Regions from separate parts of the Homo sapiens genome. Here regions 2 and 3 are each linked to region 1. The links are chromatin loops, found by intact Hi-C in ENCODE. Cell type or tissue: heart right ventricle. All regions are shown on one strand. Each heading gives the region's core, and the rest is flanking DNA. Links, peaks and the distances in the headings are about the cores only.

What was found. Peaks named below come from ENCODE experiments on the same cell type or tissue, not always from the same donor. Only the 100,000 strongest peaks of a DNase experiment are listed, where the experiment ranks them.
Region 2: it touches region 1 in a loop (2.1-fold over the local background); 6 of 110 quality-filtered maps call a loop at or near these places.
Region 3: a loop joins it to region 1, with 2.3 times the contacts of the local background. A loop is called at or near these places in 11 of 110 quality-filtered maps.

The regions. Positions count from the first base shown.
Region 1 is chr16:24,820,517-24,825,651 of GRCh38, reverse strand. It overlaps TNRC6A (trinucleotide repeat containing adaptor 6A), which reads right to left. Exons shown (of 25, transcript NM_014494.4): 23 at 3,505-3,575; 24 at 2,639-2,778; 25 at 1-2,220. The coding sequence ends at 1,845. Among named protein-coding and RNA genes, the nearest start is that of SLC5A11, 23 kb to the left of the region's middle. RefSeq lists an enhancer at 2,340-2,840. In heart right ventricle, for the core only: no CTCF peak of the experiment used is centred there; a DNase peak (open chromatin) is centred at 2,447; H3K27ac peaks cover 1,136 bases.
Region 2 is chr16:24,922,177-24,927,311 of GRCh38, reverse strand. The region is part of intron 19 of ARHGAP17 (Rho GTPase activating protein 17); the gene reads left to right. Among named protein-coding and RNA genes, the nearest start is that of SLC5A11, 79 kb to the right of the region's middle. In heart right ventricle, for the core only: no CTCF peak of the experiment used is centred there; no DNase peak of the experiment used is centred there.
Region 3 is chr16:24,941,892-24,947,026 of GRCh38, reverse strand. It overlaps ARHGAP17 (Rho GTPase activating protein 17), which reads left to right. Exons shown (of 20, transcript NM_001006634.3): 15 at 3,165-3,256; 16 at 4,884-5,040. Among named protein-coding and RNA genes, the nearest start is that of ARHGAP17, 71 kb to the left of the region's middle. In heart right ventricle, for the core only: no CTCF peak of the experiment used is centred there; no DNase peak of the experiment used is centred there.

The DNA.
Region 1 (5,135 bases), core at 902-3,401:
GGAGCAAGCTACAGTTTCCCATTGTTCTCACATTATTTCAGGGTGAAATTGTGATGAGTTCAGATAAAATGTTCAAATATTTGCTTAGATTTTTAATCGGTTGCTCTATGAGAACCCTCATACATAGCAACTTTGAAACTTTCATTATAAAAAAGAGCCTACAAATAAATTCACAAAAAGGAGACAATTAATGTTGAGCAGCCAAAAAGTCATGGTTTATTATATCTGAAGAAATTTCATAATTCAAACACAACCAAACTGTACATTTTACAATCACATTCTATTTGTAAACAGTTAAAAGCCACTGACTTCTTTTGCATCTTAGGACACAAACAGTTAGAATCAAGGCAATGATATGATGGCAAATTCTGTACTGTTAAAATTTTTACCCTTGTTTAGTCTCTCTTCTTTGACTAAGCAAGCATTATAATACCATTTGTGGGCAAAAAAAGGGGGGAGGAAAGAAAGTTTAAAATGGTGTAACTCGTTAGTTTGCAACAACATTTAAAATTTTCTTTATACAACAAACAACTCTGTAAGCCCAATACCTTGGTTACAGTATGCATAGTTACTGATTTCGGCTTTAAGGTACAACAGTTAAACATTAACACAGTCACGAGAGAGCAGAAACATATGGAGCCACTTGATGGGATTACAAAAAATTATTACCTATTGATTATTAGCAAACCATCATCACTCACTAATAAAAAGACAGCATCTGAAAGCAGAATGTCAAACTCCAGCTTTAAGCGTTTTTTTGTTTTTTCTTTTTTTTTGGCAGAGAAAATTCTTTAACAGAGCAATATGTAGTATCAGTGCTAAAAGTTGGGGTTTTTCTTTTTTTCCTCTAAGAAACTACAAGGAATTTTTTTTTTTTTTTTTAAACTGGGGAACTGGTTTTCCTGAGAACCATGCTCTTTGATTTGGGACAGGAATAGAAAAACAAAAGAACATGGCCAAATGCTGCTCCTTTTTCCCAGAGATAGAAAGCATCTTTTAAATCATCCTCCATTTTTTTTTTGTCTTTTACATTTTTTTTAAATGATGGAAGAGTAAACATTTTTTTTTCTCAAAAAACAAACAAAAAAATCTGTAAACAAGAAGGTTCAAAGTGAGAACCTCCAAAACAAAATGGAAAGCCTATTCAAAGTGCAGGGCCCGTCCTGGGTGGCAGGTGGGCTGCAAGTCACAGCTGTGGCCACAGTTTTTCAAACTGCAGAGCGAAATTCTTTAGTTTTACAACATGAAAAAACTGGTGCAACACTTTCATTAATAATCCTAAGTCAGCATCCTAACTTGATCTTTTAAACTCCACGATACCACAATAAGGTAGGCAACATCAAGGCATAGTAGAGAGCGCACGCCTCCTAAGAACACCCTTGAGTAAACATTGACACTGGGACAGCTGCCCCCCATACTGCCGATGAGACGGAGAGAACATCATTCAGTGCAAAGGGAAAAGCTCATACGTTATCAGCCCAAAAAATGGTTTTGCAAGAGAGAAAAAAAGGGGCGGGGGGGGGGGTTGGGGAGGAATAGAAGGAAAAAAAAAAAAAGAATCCAAAGGCTAAACATGATGAATAGACACAAGCGAGCTCATTCTCTACGGTTTAGCATGTATGGCGCTATTTGGGAGTGTAAATAGAGTAGATACCTTTTCACATTATAATATTGGCCTGCATGATTCAAGTATTCAAACTGATATGTTTTGGGGAAAACAAAGTGGAAAATGTGCAGAGAATAGCTGTTCCCACAGGCGGCCCCTGGCTGCAGGCGGCGAGCCCCACTTAGTGCTCCTTTCCCTCGCGTCTGAGGTCCCGGTCGGTGAGTCTGCATCTACACTGTTACATGGACTCTCCACCCCCACCCAGGTGGTCAACAGAAAGAAAAGCGTTAATGGGAGATGGGCTGCTAATTCCTCGGGGGTCGCTGCTGCTTGGGGGACCCCACAGGCTTGTGGAATAATGCGGGGTCCCCCAGAGTGAAGTGCCGTGAAGGTCTCCACAGTTAGTTCCCGACAGCCCAGCACCATTCCAGTGATTGAGATCGGTCCGGCTGGAGAATGAGTGGGAACAGTCGAGGGAGCCCAGCCGGCTCTGGCTGGACCCGAGAGACTGCCAGCCGGGAGAAGGGGTCAGAGACTGGCTTTGTGCAAAGAAACGACTGATCTCCTCTTCACTGGCAAACTCAGCAAGAATAGTAGTGTTCCCCAGTACACACCTAGAGGAGAGAGGCACCGCGGACACGTGAGGACAGCACACCAGGAGGGCTTCATTCACTCACAAGTGAGGGTGCAACTTGTCTCTGCTAGAAAAGCCACAGAAGGCACAGAGGGAGAGACTACACCACATAACCTGCGTGCCCTCCCTTCACCCGAGTGTGCACCCACAGCTCTCCAGGGCCTGGTGCCTTGCCCAGAGCGAACTTCCTCTGTCTGCCATGGGCAACGTAAGGGACTTTCTAGGGCCATCTAGCCAGGTCTGATTCCCCGCTTAGGAATGCCGACCTTGGAATCAGGGCACTACTGCAGCCAGCAGGAGCCACCCACGCAGGACCCTGTGCACTGCCCCGGGTCAGGCTGTGCTCTCACACTCCTTCCCCTAGACTCTTCCAACTGGGAGCCCAACAGCCAACTTACATGTGCAGAGACTTTTGTGCCTTCACTACCTCTTCTTTTGAACTGTAGCGGACCAGAGCATTTCCGTGAGGGAGGTTCAGGTGGAATGTGATCAGCGGGCCGTGCTGCATGCACAGAGTGCGCAGAGTTGAGCCATCGATCTAGGAAACAGTGTGGAAACTGCCAGTGAGAGGCGTCACCGCGGGCCCTCCAGGAGGCTGTTTCAGGCTGCACTGCTGCCCCTCCTCTCTTTCCTGAGGCTCTGTGCTCCTGGCACCACTCTTCACTGACACTCTGACGTTGCTCTGACGGGGTGCAGAGCCATCTTCCCCACCTCCACTGCTCCCAGAGCCATACCGCTCTGGCCTCTAGACTCCTGGACACTCCCCAGATCCCCACTGTGGCTCCATGTCTTCTCTCTTCCCTGCCCTGAGGACAGCATCCATCAAGGTTCTGCTCCCTGAGGGAGGAGGGAGGTGGGAGCTCAACACCCAGCCTCCAGAGGAGGGCGCAGGCCAGGGGCTAAGAAAATGCTCTCACCTCAGGGGCAGACCAGGATTTCTCCATGTGCCAACAAGGACCACCTGTGTCAAATTCATCTGCAGGCCCTCATACAAATGCAGAGTCCCAGCCCCTAGCCCAGATCTACTGACTCAATCTCTGGGTGAGGCCTGGGAATCTGTATGCTTGGTTGGTTCCCAGGCACATTACAGCGTGAACCACCAGATTCGACCACAGCCTGCCTGAGGTCTACAGACCACTCCTCTGCTGTTTCCTCTGCTCGGCTTCACTACCACCTAGCAGCCCTTGTCTCACATACAGACCCGAACCTCTGTTCCCATGCTCCCTGGCGTAGCCACATAAACCAGCGTATCTGGTATCCTTACCTGAGGTGTAAGGTTTTTTAGAACAAGCCAATTTGTTATTCTCCCTGAGCTGCTCTCACCCCAGCTGGAACCTAAACAAGGAAAAAAAGGACAAGTCAGTTTTCCAGGACTGAAAGAGCCCAACTACAGTTACTTAGCAGATCACCTGGCCTCTTGACTTCCTTCACTTCCTTGCACTTCTACATGGGAGGCTTTCTCCCTAGGCCCAGAATTTCAGCTCGCCCTAGCCATGGCCAGGCATTAACTCCTATGGCAGGGGGCTCTGCCTCTGGCGACAGTGAGCTCAGAATGGCTCCCAGTTCACCACAGAGGAGGGCAGTGAGCCACAAAAGGCTGCATCTTTTTGAGATCTTCTCATTGATAGGAGCTAAAATAATCTCAAACGGTACCATCTGGGGAAGACTTCAGTAGTGTCTGATCACTCTGCGTGTGTGTCCTTCAGGGCATGAAGCTTTAAGGGGATTCCAGAGCTTGCGATCGCACAGATGCTCCTTGTTTTCCCCGGGGTTACTGCAGGGGCTCCCCATCTGGCCTTCCTGCTGGACCCCTGTGGCATCCACCCTTCCCCTGGGAGTACAGCCCTCATCCCTGACCCCATCTGCAACTCAAGGCACCTCACAAACACTTCAGGTGCTGGGAAAGACCATTCCATGACACAGCTCAGGCCTATCCACCTCTCACGGAATCCTCCTCCACTCCCTGCAATCCTCTCATCACTCCAACGGGAGCCTTTGTGCTTTCTCCGGTGTCTGGGCCTTGGCAGAGGCTGCCCCTCGGTTCGCTTGGCTTACTCCTACAGGTTTCCTAATTCCACTCAACTGCACCAAGCCTCCCTGGGGTGGGTTCCTGGGCCACTTTCACTAGCGCCCCTCGCTGTGTGCTGCCAGTCTCTTAGCTGGCATCCAGACAGATGTCTGCGGCCTCCAAAAACCACTCACACCAAACCAAAAACCACTCACACCACACCAATTATGTTAACTTGCATTCAGCAGCTTGGCACGTACTTTAGTGTTCTTTTCCTATAATTAACCCGCACTCAAAGGAAAAGCTGCAAGTTTTCCTACAGCCAATCACCTGTCTAAAGATCAGAAATTACATATTTAATCAGAAAATATTAATGAGGTTTTATTACTCATTTTCAGCTTGAAGATGGGAATGTTTGGTAGTTTGCAGGCAAGGTAGAGTGAAGGATAAGACTGTATTTACTGGGGAAACTGCTAGGCTCATCTGGGGCTGTGTGTGTATATGTATGGTGTGGAGACAGCACAGGCAGGAAATGATGCCAGTACAAATCCAATGTTAGTCATTATAGAATGAGGAAAGGCAGAGGAACCAGACTGCCGGGGCCTTCTGGCTTATGCCTGTTGGCCATGTATGATTAATCAACAGCACTCTCTTTCACTCTCAAATGTCCCCATTTAATACAGGCCAAGCTACCCCCCTAGTCTTCAAGGCCCAGATGGCCTGCTCCCATGTTCCCCAGACTTGCCCAATACTGCCTTCTGCTCCATGTGATGTGGTTTAAGCCTGCCATGAGCAGGAAGTTCCTACACATTTTAAGATGTAGTCTTGAGGAACTTCTGAGACAATGGAGCTTCCTAATGCATTAATGTTATTGCAGCCTGTTGTGT
Region 2 (5,135 bases), core at 1,004-3,503, 100 kb before region 1:
GTGACATCTGTCTAAATTGTTGAAGATGAAATAAGAGAAAGTCCAAGATTATTCTGTTAGCCAGTTACAGTTCTTAATATACGCGCAATCTCGGCTCACTGCAAGCTCCGCCTCCCAGGTTCAAGCAATTCTCCTGCCTCAGCCTCCTGAGTACCTGGGATTATAGGCGCCTGCCACCACATCTGGCTATTTTTTTTATTTTTAGTAGAGACGGGGCTTCACCATGTTGGCCAGGCTGGTCTCGAACTCCTGACCTTAGGTGATCCGGCCTCCTCAGCCTCCCAAAGTGCTGGGATTATAGGTGTGAGCCATTGTGCCTGGCCTGCTATTTATCATTTTTATCTAGAAGAAAATAGTTTTAATCAGATTTCTATGTTAGATTCACATATCAGGGTTTTAAAAACTCATACGCCCGGACCCGGCCTTCTAGGACCCAAACACAGGAGACTGGGGGTGGAACCCAGGTATCCATATTTTGATTCTGATGCACCACTTGGTTTTTTGAATCTCACTTCTTTCATGGGTTAAAAAGACAATGCTCTGCAGAAGGAGATAACATATACATTCATATAATTTAGTGAGCCTGAGACTGTCTGTGAGGCGTTAGTCCACTGTACCACAGATAGACCAAATCACTCACAAAGTAGCCATAAGCCTGGACACTTTGCTGGCTAATTTCATAGTGTTTGCTTTTTAAACTCTCACCCTTCTTATGTCATGTAAGTAATGCCTTTTTAAAAATAAGCATGAGCTGGGGCACGGTGGCTCACGCCTGTAATCCCAGCACTTTGGGAGGCTGAGGCGGGTGGATCACTTGAGGTCAGGAGTTCAAGACCAGCCTGGCCAACATGGGGAAACCCCATCTCTACTGAAAATACAAAAAGTTAGCTGGGTGTCGTGGTGGGTGCCTGTAATCCCAGCTACTTGGGAGGCCAAGGCAGGAGAACTGCTTGAACCCAGGAGGTGGAGGTCGCAGTGAGCTGAGATCGTGCCACTACACTCCAGCCTGGGTGACAGAGTGAGACTCTGTCTCAAATAAATAAAAATAAGCATGGATATTAAAACTCTTGAGAAATGGAAATAATAAGAAATCAACTGTAGCTATACAATTGAAAAAGTCTGCCATTTATATTCTACTTTTTTTCTTTTCTCCTCTTCTCTTCTCTTCTCTTCTCTTTTCTTTTCTTTTCTTTTTTTTTTTTCAGACGGAGTCTCACTCTGTTCCCCAGGCTGGAGTGCAGTGGCACGATCTTGGCTCACTGCAAGCTCCGCCTCCTGGGTTCACACCATTCTTCTGCCTCAGCCTCCCGAGTAGCTGGGACTACAGGCGCCCACCACCACGCCCAGCTAATTTTTTGTATTTTTAGTAGAGACAGGGTTTCACCATGTTAGCCAAGATGGTCTCGATCTGCTGACCTTGTGATCTGCCCGTCTCGGCCTCCCAAAGTGCTGGGATTACAGGCGTGAGCCACCACACCCGCCCCTTTTTTTCTTTTAGTTTTTCTAGAAGGCAAGGAGGTACATGAGCATAATTATTTGACATAGACAGATTTGGATCCTTTTATTTCACTTTACATCATATGCTCGTTCTCATGTGATAATGTAATTTTTAGAACCATGTTTTTCAGTGACTACATAATGTTTCATCAACCAGATGTATTATTACTCCTAGTTGGATATTTAAGTGGCTTCTGTTTCTACTTGCAGTTTATTTTTAATAAGTAGATAATCAGAATTGTGTCAAGATAACATCCAGTGAGACTTGAACAGAATCACTCCTGAATAGTTGACTCAGAGTCTCTAATAGCCCTAGAAAACTGACGAGAAATCATCAGTTCCTGATAAAATTACACAATTCTACTTCAACCAAAGAGGATCAAAGCCAGATTGGTTGGACTGTCATTCTTCTGTTTATTTATTTTGTGTATTTTTTGAGACAGAGTCTTGCTCTGTCACCCAGGCTGGAGTGCAGTGGTGCAATCTTGGCACACGGCAACCCCTGCCTTCCTGGTTTAAGCAGTTCTCTTGCCTCAGCCTCCCAAGTAGCTGGGATTATAGGCAGGTGTGGCAACACCTGGCTGATTTTTGTATTTTTAGTAGAGACAGGGTTTTGCCATATTGGCCAGGCTGGTCTCCAACTCATGACTTCAAGTGATCCACTCACTTCTGCCTCCCAAAGTGCTAGGATTACAGGCATGAGCCACCGCACCTGGCCCCATCATTCTTAATCACCCTAACATTTTCCCTCTTTCCCAAAAGAGTTGTGTATATCCTTGGGTGAGGATCCTGAAAGTGAAGACATTATCTGAGGAAATAATGGTTTGGGTCTTAAACACTCTGGTTAGAGCTAAGTTTATATGACAGGTATTACATTGTAAAAAGGAGAAAAAGGTTATTTTAGAAAGACACCTGTTAGAACCTGCTTTTTTTTTTATTTTTTTTTATTTTTGAGACTGAGTCTTACCCCGTTGCTCAGAATGGAATGCAGTGGTGCGATCTCAGCTCACTGTGACCTCCACCTCCCAGGTTCAAGCGATTCTCCTGCCTCAGCCTCCTGAGTAGCTGGGATTACAGGCACTCACTACCGTGCTCGGCTAATTTTTGTATTTTTAGTATAGACGGGGTTTCACCATGTTGGCCAGGCTGGTCTTGAACTCCTGACCTCAGGTGATCTGCCTGCCTCGGCCTCCCAAAGTGCTGGGATTACAGGCATGAGCTACCACACCCAGCCAGAACCTGCTTTCTAAAAGCACCCTAAACCTCTTTGGTTGTGAATTTATATATTCTCTGCCTTCCAAGGGCTGGTCTTTGAGGATATTGCTTGGAACTAAGTTCATACAGTAGATATTTTATTTAAAAAAAAAAAAAACAGAAAAGAGACCTCCAATAAAAGGTTTCTTTTTTGTCTGATTTTTTGCTTTTTTTTAATTTTGAAATATAATACTTGTCATATAAACTTAGCTCCAAGCAGTATGCTCAAAGACCAGCCCTTCTTGGAATGCAAATAATATATAAATTCATAGCCAGAGACGTTTAGAGGTGTTTAAAGAAAACCAGGTTCTTACAAGTGTCTTTCTAAAATAACCTTTATCTCTTTTTTACAACAATCAACCAGAGTGTTTAAGACTCAAACCGTTCACTGGTGAAGGAAGGCATTCCCTGAGACTCTAGGTCTGAGAAGAGGGATGGGTGGTGGAGAGGGGGAGGGAGTTTATTCGCCCTGCAGTTGTGCCTGCACCACTTACTTTCAAGGGCATATTTGGATCTGTTACTTGTCAAAGTGGCTATCAGAATCACCTTGGACTTCTTGAAGGGTGAGTTCACAACCGAGAAAGCACATATTCAAAATTGTTGAAGTAATAAGTAAATCTTCTAGAACCTTACCCTCAGTGATAACATTCCACTTCTAGCTCTTAAATACCCACTTCTGTTTCCTGGATGAGATACTCAGTGCAGGAAGGAACCTGGGTTACATTTGTCAGAGCCCCAAATCTGAGATGAACTGTATCAAGTTCTGCCTTTGGGCTGAGGCTGGTTACTGGAGGTCATCCTCTGTTTCTCTCTTTTTTTTTTTTTTTTTTTTTAAAAAAAAGAGAGACAGGGTCTTGCTCTGTTGCCCAGGCTAGAGTGCAGCGGTGTGATTCCAGTCCACTGCAGCCTTGACCTCCTGGGCTCAAGCGAATCTCCCAAGTAGCTGGAAGGTGGAACTAGAGGCATGCACCACCACACCCGGCTAATTTTTGTGTTTTTCTTATAGAGACGGAGTCTCATGTTGCCTGGGCTGGTCTCGAACTTCTGGGCTCACACCATCATCCCACCACGCCCAGCCTATTTTGTTTTTTTAAATACAATATCTTTTGTATGAACTTAGCTCCAAGCATATGCTCAGAAACCAGCCCTTCTTGGAGTGCAGTTAATATACGAGTTCATAGCCAGAAAGATTTAGAGGTGTTTCAGACAAACCAGGTTCTTACAGGTGTCTTTCTGAAATAACCATTTTCTCCTTTTTACAACAAACCAGAGTGTTTGTAAGACTGAAACAATGATCTTGGATAATGTCTTTGAAGGCCCTCACCCAGGGATTTACAGACTCCTCTGGGGAGGAGGGAAAATGTAATGCGAAGAGCCAGAGTGCAACCAATCTGGCTTTGATCCTCTTTGGTCCACACTGGCTGTGTCACCTTGGGCAAGGAATAGAGCCTCTGAGTCTCCCTTTCTTATTTCTGCTGCCTTAGGATTAGTTAGTGGGGGTTCAGTGAGACGATGTAATAAAGTGTGGGTGTATAGTACAGTCTCTGGTGTAAGTAAGTGCTCTATAGTAATGTCAGCTACTGAGGCTGGGTGTGGTGGCTCATGCTGGTAATCCCAGCACTTTGGGGAGCCGAGGTGGGAGGATTGCTTGAGGCCAGGAGTTCAAGACCAGCCCAGTCAACATGGTGAAACCTTGTCTCTACCAAAAATAAAAAAAATTAGCCAGGCATGGTGGCGTATGCTTGTAGTCCTAGCTACTCGGGAGGCTGAGGTGGGAGGATCAGTTGAGCCCAGGAGGTGGAGGCTGCAGTGAGCTGAGATTGCACGACTGCACTCCAGCCTGGGCAAAAGAGCAAGACCCCATCTCAAAAAAAAAATTTTTTTTTTTAATGTTAGCTACTGTGATGAAGTCTCTTTCTGAAAACTGGTTCTGTACAGGTTGCCGTAATTCTTTCTACTTTTTGTGTGTAAACAAAGTCATTGTTTCTTTCAGGGACTGATTCATGTAGGAATAGAGAGGGGCTGGGGAAACCAGATGGGGCAGGTGGGCGGCAGAGTAAGGGATTTCCTTTATGCCCCAAAACACATTTTTTCCCCTTGAATTAATAATGTGTGTGGATCATAAATAGAAAAATTCAGAGAGGCACAAATCTAAAAATTATGTATATGTGATGTATAAGAAAAAGAGAGCAGCTGTGGAGGGGCTTGGTGGCTGATAGGCGTTAGCTTGCATGTGAATACAGATATTAACAAGTAGAAATCTCATCCGTATACACAGTGCCTTTGCATCATGCATTCCCCGCCAAGTCATGTCGGTTCCATAGTTTCTGGTAAACTCTGGGCTGAGAAGAGACACGGGCTGGTAGCCCCTTCTGTTTTTGGGG
Region 3 (5,135 bases), core at 921-3,420, 120 kb before region 1:
TTAGCACATTAATAAAAAAACACATCACTTTGGAGAGTAACTTGGGACTACTGGGAATGGGATTTCACGTATATTATGATGAATTTGAAGCATCAGTGTCATGTCTGACATTGGAGTTCCCATAGGAAAAGGAAGATCCAAAGAAGCAGGTGGAACTGAATGCTTATATATGAAGTTGGACAAAAAGTAAATTGTGAAAACGTGACCAGACAAAGGAGCATGGGCTAGGGCAGTTAGTTGTGGAGAAGTGACTAGGAAGATAAGGATTCGTTCAGCAAGGTTTGTTTATGGAGGTTTCCCTCAGCCTTGCCTCCCCGTCCCTGGTGTTAGGAATGTTTCTTTCCTCCTGGTATAAGGAGGGCATCCTTCACATGGGAGTTTATCTCCTGCTTTCAGGATGAAAAAGGAAGGTCGGAGCCCTCTTCTTGCATGTGATGGTTTTCAAGTGTCTTTAACTCAAAATAATCCTATGCCTAAGGAGCATATTTTGGGATAGCGTATTCTGCCCCCTTTATCAAGTATGACGGCAGCAGAGGTAAAGAAACATAATTCAGGCTGAGAAGTCAGGGAAAGCTCTGGTTAGGGAATGGCACTGGAGCTGTACCTTGATGAGTTAACAGTTTCGTACAGCCAGGACCTGGATGGGCCAAGACACTGTTGAAAGGGCCTGGTTTCCATCGTTTATGGGCATGTCACGTGGCTTCGTGAAACTTGAAGACAGAGAACATGAGGCTGTGACTGGGAAGGCCAGAGCCTTCAAGGGCCTCACACATTGTACTGAGGTGTCTGGGACTTATTTTCTGGGTGGTGGGGAGTCATTCATTAAGGTTCCTAAGCAGAATAATGTCTTAAGTTGCACTTAGATAACTTTATTGGCATTGCAAAATGTAGATTGAATAGAGGAGGGGTCGGGGGATCCGCTGGAAAGCTTCTGGGAAATTGTCACTCTGTGGATGGCATTGTGATGATCTCATTTAGTAATCAGAAGTAACCTTTTGAATAGAGGACATAAAGGAGAAATTGATTAGAAATATATAGCAAATAGAGGTTGAATCATTGACATTTATACTGTTGTCCTTGTTTTTGCAGATGAGGACGCTGACTCTTAGAAAGAAAAAGTAATTTGCTTAAGGTCACACAGCAGGGAACTGGTGTGCCCAGGTTCTGGATACAGAGCCTGTGTCCTTATTAACCCTTATTAGCTTTCCAGTACTCTCCTAAAAGAAAAATGGGAAAGGATGGAGAGGACAGTTCCTCCCTAATCCAGCAGAGTTTTAAGGCACACAGACTGATCAGATTCCACATGGGAGGAAGGCTGGGAAGGATCATTTACAGGCAGAGCTTCAATTTTAAGCTGGAATTTGAAAGGAGCAAGAAATTTTACTTGGTCGGAAAGTGGGTGAAAATACTCTGATGGGAAGAGAGGTCAGAGTGATAGGAGAGGAGAGGTTTGAGGCAGTCAGACCTGGGATTGAGCTTGGGAACCCAGTGTCCTCATGTAGGCCTCATAACGGGTTGTTGTAAAAATTAAGCGAGGTGAAGAACCTGAAGCCTGGTAGGTGGCCAGAAAGTGTCAGGCCTTTTGCAGGTGGTTTGCTTTTGTGGTGTTCTGACTCTCAGCTGAAACAGGAGCTTGATAGCAGTGATAATAACTCTTACTTTTTTCTTCTTCTTCTTCTTCTTTCTTCCTTTCTTTTTTTTTTTGAGACAAGTTCTCGCTTTGTTCTCCAGGCTGGAGTGCAGTGGTGTGATCATGGCTCACTGCAGCCGCAACCTCCTGGGCTCAGGCTATCCTCCAACCCCAGCCTCTCCGGTAGCTGGGAATACAGATGCATGCCACCACACCTGGCCAATTTTTGTATTTTTGTAGAGATGGGATTTCACTATGTTGTCCAGGCTGGTCTTGAACTCCTGGTCTAACTGCCTCAGCCTCCCAAAGTGCTGGGATTACAGGTGTGAGCCACTGCGTCTGGCCTACTTATTTTCTTCTTTTTGAGCCTTGGCGTCAGACACTATTAACATCTGAACACTCATCTTGAGACTAGTCCACATATATGATGACCTTACGTGTGAATGGGAGGCTCAGGTTTCAACATAATAAAAGGCACATTTGCCAGGCGCGGTGGCTCACGCCTGTAATCCCAGCACTTTGGGAGGCCGAGACGGGCAGATCACAAGGTCAGGAGATCGAGACCATCCTGGCTAACACCGTGAAACCCTGTCTCTACTAAAAATACAAAAAATTAGCTGGGCGCGGTGGCAGGTGCCTGTAGTCCCAGCTACTCGGGAGGCTGAGGCAGGAGAATGGTGTGAACCCAGGAGGCGGAGCTTGCAGTGAGCTGAGATAGCGCCACTGCACTCCAGCCTGGGCGATAGAGCGAGATTCTGTCTCAAAAAATAAAAAATAAAAAAATAAAAAATAAAAGGCACACTGTAACAATGCATGTTCTTGGTGATATCGTAGGCAAAATTGCTTTTTAGTAATCTTTAGTCTTAGAACATAGCTACCACCCATGTGTGATGCTATTCCAGTGGGAAAGTGCAACCCTCTTTACAGACCAGTTTAAAACCAGCATTTGACACAGCATTGTTGACTGACTGGTTTTGCTGCCCCCAGGGTCTGTGTGTAGCAGACACTGTGGTTGTTATCACAGTGCACACTAAGGAGCAGCCAAGCCAGAGTCATTTTTTCCTGGGTGATCACGGCCACATTCATAGACCAGGACCATGTGAATTTGATTTTTTTTTTTTTTTTTTGAGACAGAGTTTCGCTCTGTCACTAGGCTGGAGTGCAGTGGCCTGATCTTGGCTCACTGCAACCTCCATCTTCCGGGTTCAAGCGATTCTCCTGCCTCAGCCTCCCGAGTAGCTGGGACTATGCGAACGCACCACCACGCCTGGCTAATTTTTGTATTTTTAGTACAGACGGGGTTTCACCATGTTGGCCAGGATTGTCTCGATCTCTTGACCTTGTGATCCGCCCGCCTCAGCCTCCCAAAGTGCTGGGGTTACAGGTGTGAGCCACCACACCCGGCCAGTGATTTTGATTTTTGCATCTTTTAAATATTTTATCCTTTAAAAATAATTGAATTGCCCTGACACAACCAGAAGAAATTAGATGCTGCCTACAGGAAGTATTTTAATTTTGTGAACTTGCTTTGCAGAACACTTGCTGAAATGGCAGCAGCCACATCCGTCCATGTGGTTGCAGTGATTGAACCCATCATTCAGCATGCCGACTGGTTCTTCCCTGAAGGTAATTCTCACTTCAGTTTCATTGACCGCCAAAGCAATGTGATAATCGTACAAAAAGTCTTCTTAAGAGAATACATCTGTAATCCTTCTTCATGATTACGTAATTGGTTTCACTTTTTCATGTTTCTTTCCAGCCTTTGTTCATTGCATTTGTATTTTGACATGATGGTAATCATATTGTATTGTATTTCACTTAGTTTCACTAAAACATAGCCAGTCAGTGTATGTTGAATACCCACTGGGTGCCATATGTTTGCTGGTGAAACATGCCGTCTTACCTGGGGGAACTCCGGCCACTGGAGAAGATGGCCACATGAACAGATAAATTATAACACAAGGCACATTAGAAGATAGGTGGATGGAGAAAGATTTGACAAACTCAAGTGCTGGGAAAAGGGAACCAGGGATTGGTTTTTAGAAGAGGCGATGTTGAATATGCTGGAGTTTTTCACTTGGAAGAGGGCTTGTTTCTCTAGCTAGATTATGGATTTGCCCATAGATAGGAGATAAAGCAGGAAAGGTTGATCGGGGCCAGCTGGTGAAGGCCTGAGTTGGCTGTGTCAGGGAATTAGTATTTCATCCTGCTGGCAATAGATTTTCAAACTAGGTTTGTTGCAGTTCTGGGATCCACAGAGGTTCCCATGGCCCCCTTTGGGGATGCTGGCCAGGCAAGTGTTGGAATTCCGGATCCCCCACACCTACTTCCCCCAGAGCAACCCTGCTGCCATGTCCCGTGGGGTGCAAGCCCCATGATACCCATCTTTCCCTCACCACTGAGCCCATCTTTTCTTTACCACTGTTTTGTCACCATCAGGAATCACGCCTCATTCATATAGGTTGCCCAGTGAGGATGGGATGGATGAGCGAATGCTAGCATTCTGCTCAAGGTTTCCTTTGAGGAAATGATTCTTGCAAAAACTGCTAAAGGCAGTATGAACTTGATGTTGCCTTTTATTTCTATTTTATATTAAAGTGTAAATATCTCTCTTTTTTTTTTTTTTTTTGAGACAGAGTCTTGCTCTGTCGCCCAGGCTGAAGTGCAGTGGCGCGATCTCGGCCCACTGCAACCTCTGCCTCCCAGGTTCAAGCGATTCTCCTGCCTCAGCCTCCTGAGTAGCTGGGAATACAGGCATACATCACCATGCCCAGCTAATTTTTTGTATTTTTAGTAGAGACGGGGTTTCACGTTCTTGGCCAGGCTGGTCTTGAACTCCTGACCTCAAGTGATCCGCCTGCCTTGGCCTCCCAAAGTGCTGAGATTGCAGGCATGAGCCACCACACCCAGCTAAATGTCTCTTTTTGAATGATTCAAATAAGTGATCTGTGCTCATCGTCCTCTTCTACATTCTAGATTTGTTTTTATTTATTTTTTTTCCACAAAAGAGAAAGCACAAAAGTGTGTAACTTATATTCTGACCCATACTTCTTCCCCTGTCTTGTCCTCTTAACATTACTTCCCACTGGTTTGATGGACCATTCTTGCGATGTGAGTGCCTGGAGCTTCCACTTTGAAATAGTGAGGGCTGTGGACTGAAGAACGAGGTTCCCGTTCCAATGAGGGGTGTCTTAGAGCTCCCTCGCCTGCTGTGCTCAGTGTCTCATGCACTTGTTTATTTTTCCTCTTGCAGAGGTGGAATTTAATGTATCAGAAGCATTTGTACCTCTCACCACCCCGAGTTCTAATCACTCATTCCACACTGGAAACGACTCTGACTCGGGGACCCTGGAGAGGAAGCGGCCTGCTAGCATGGCGGTGATGGAAGGAGACTTGGTGAAGAAGGAAAGGTATGATTTGACCGTTCACTTCCAAACCAGCAGTAAATATGTTGTTAGACCCGTGGTATCTGGTATCGCTCAGTGGACTTGGGATTTGAGAGTGG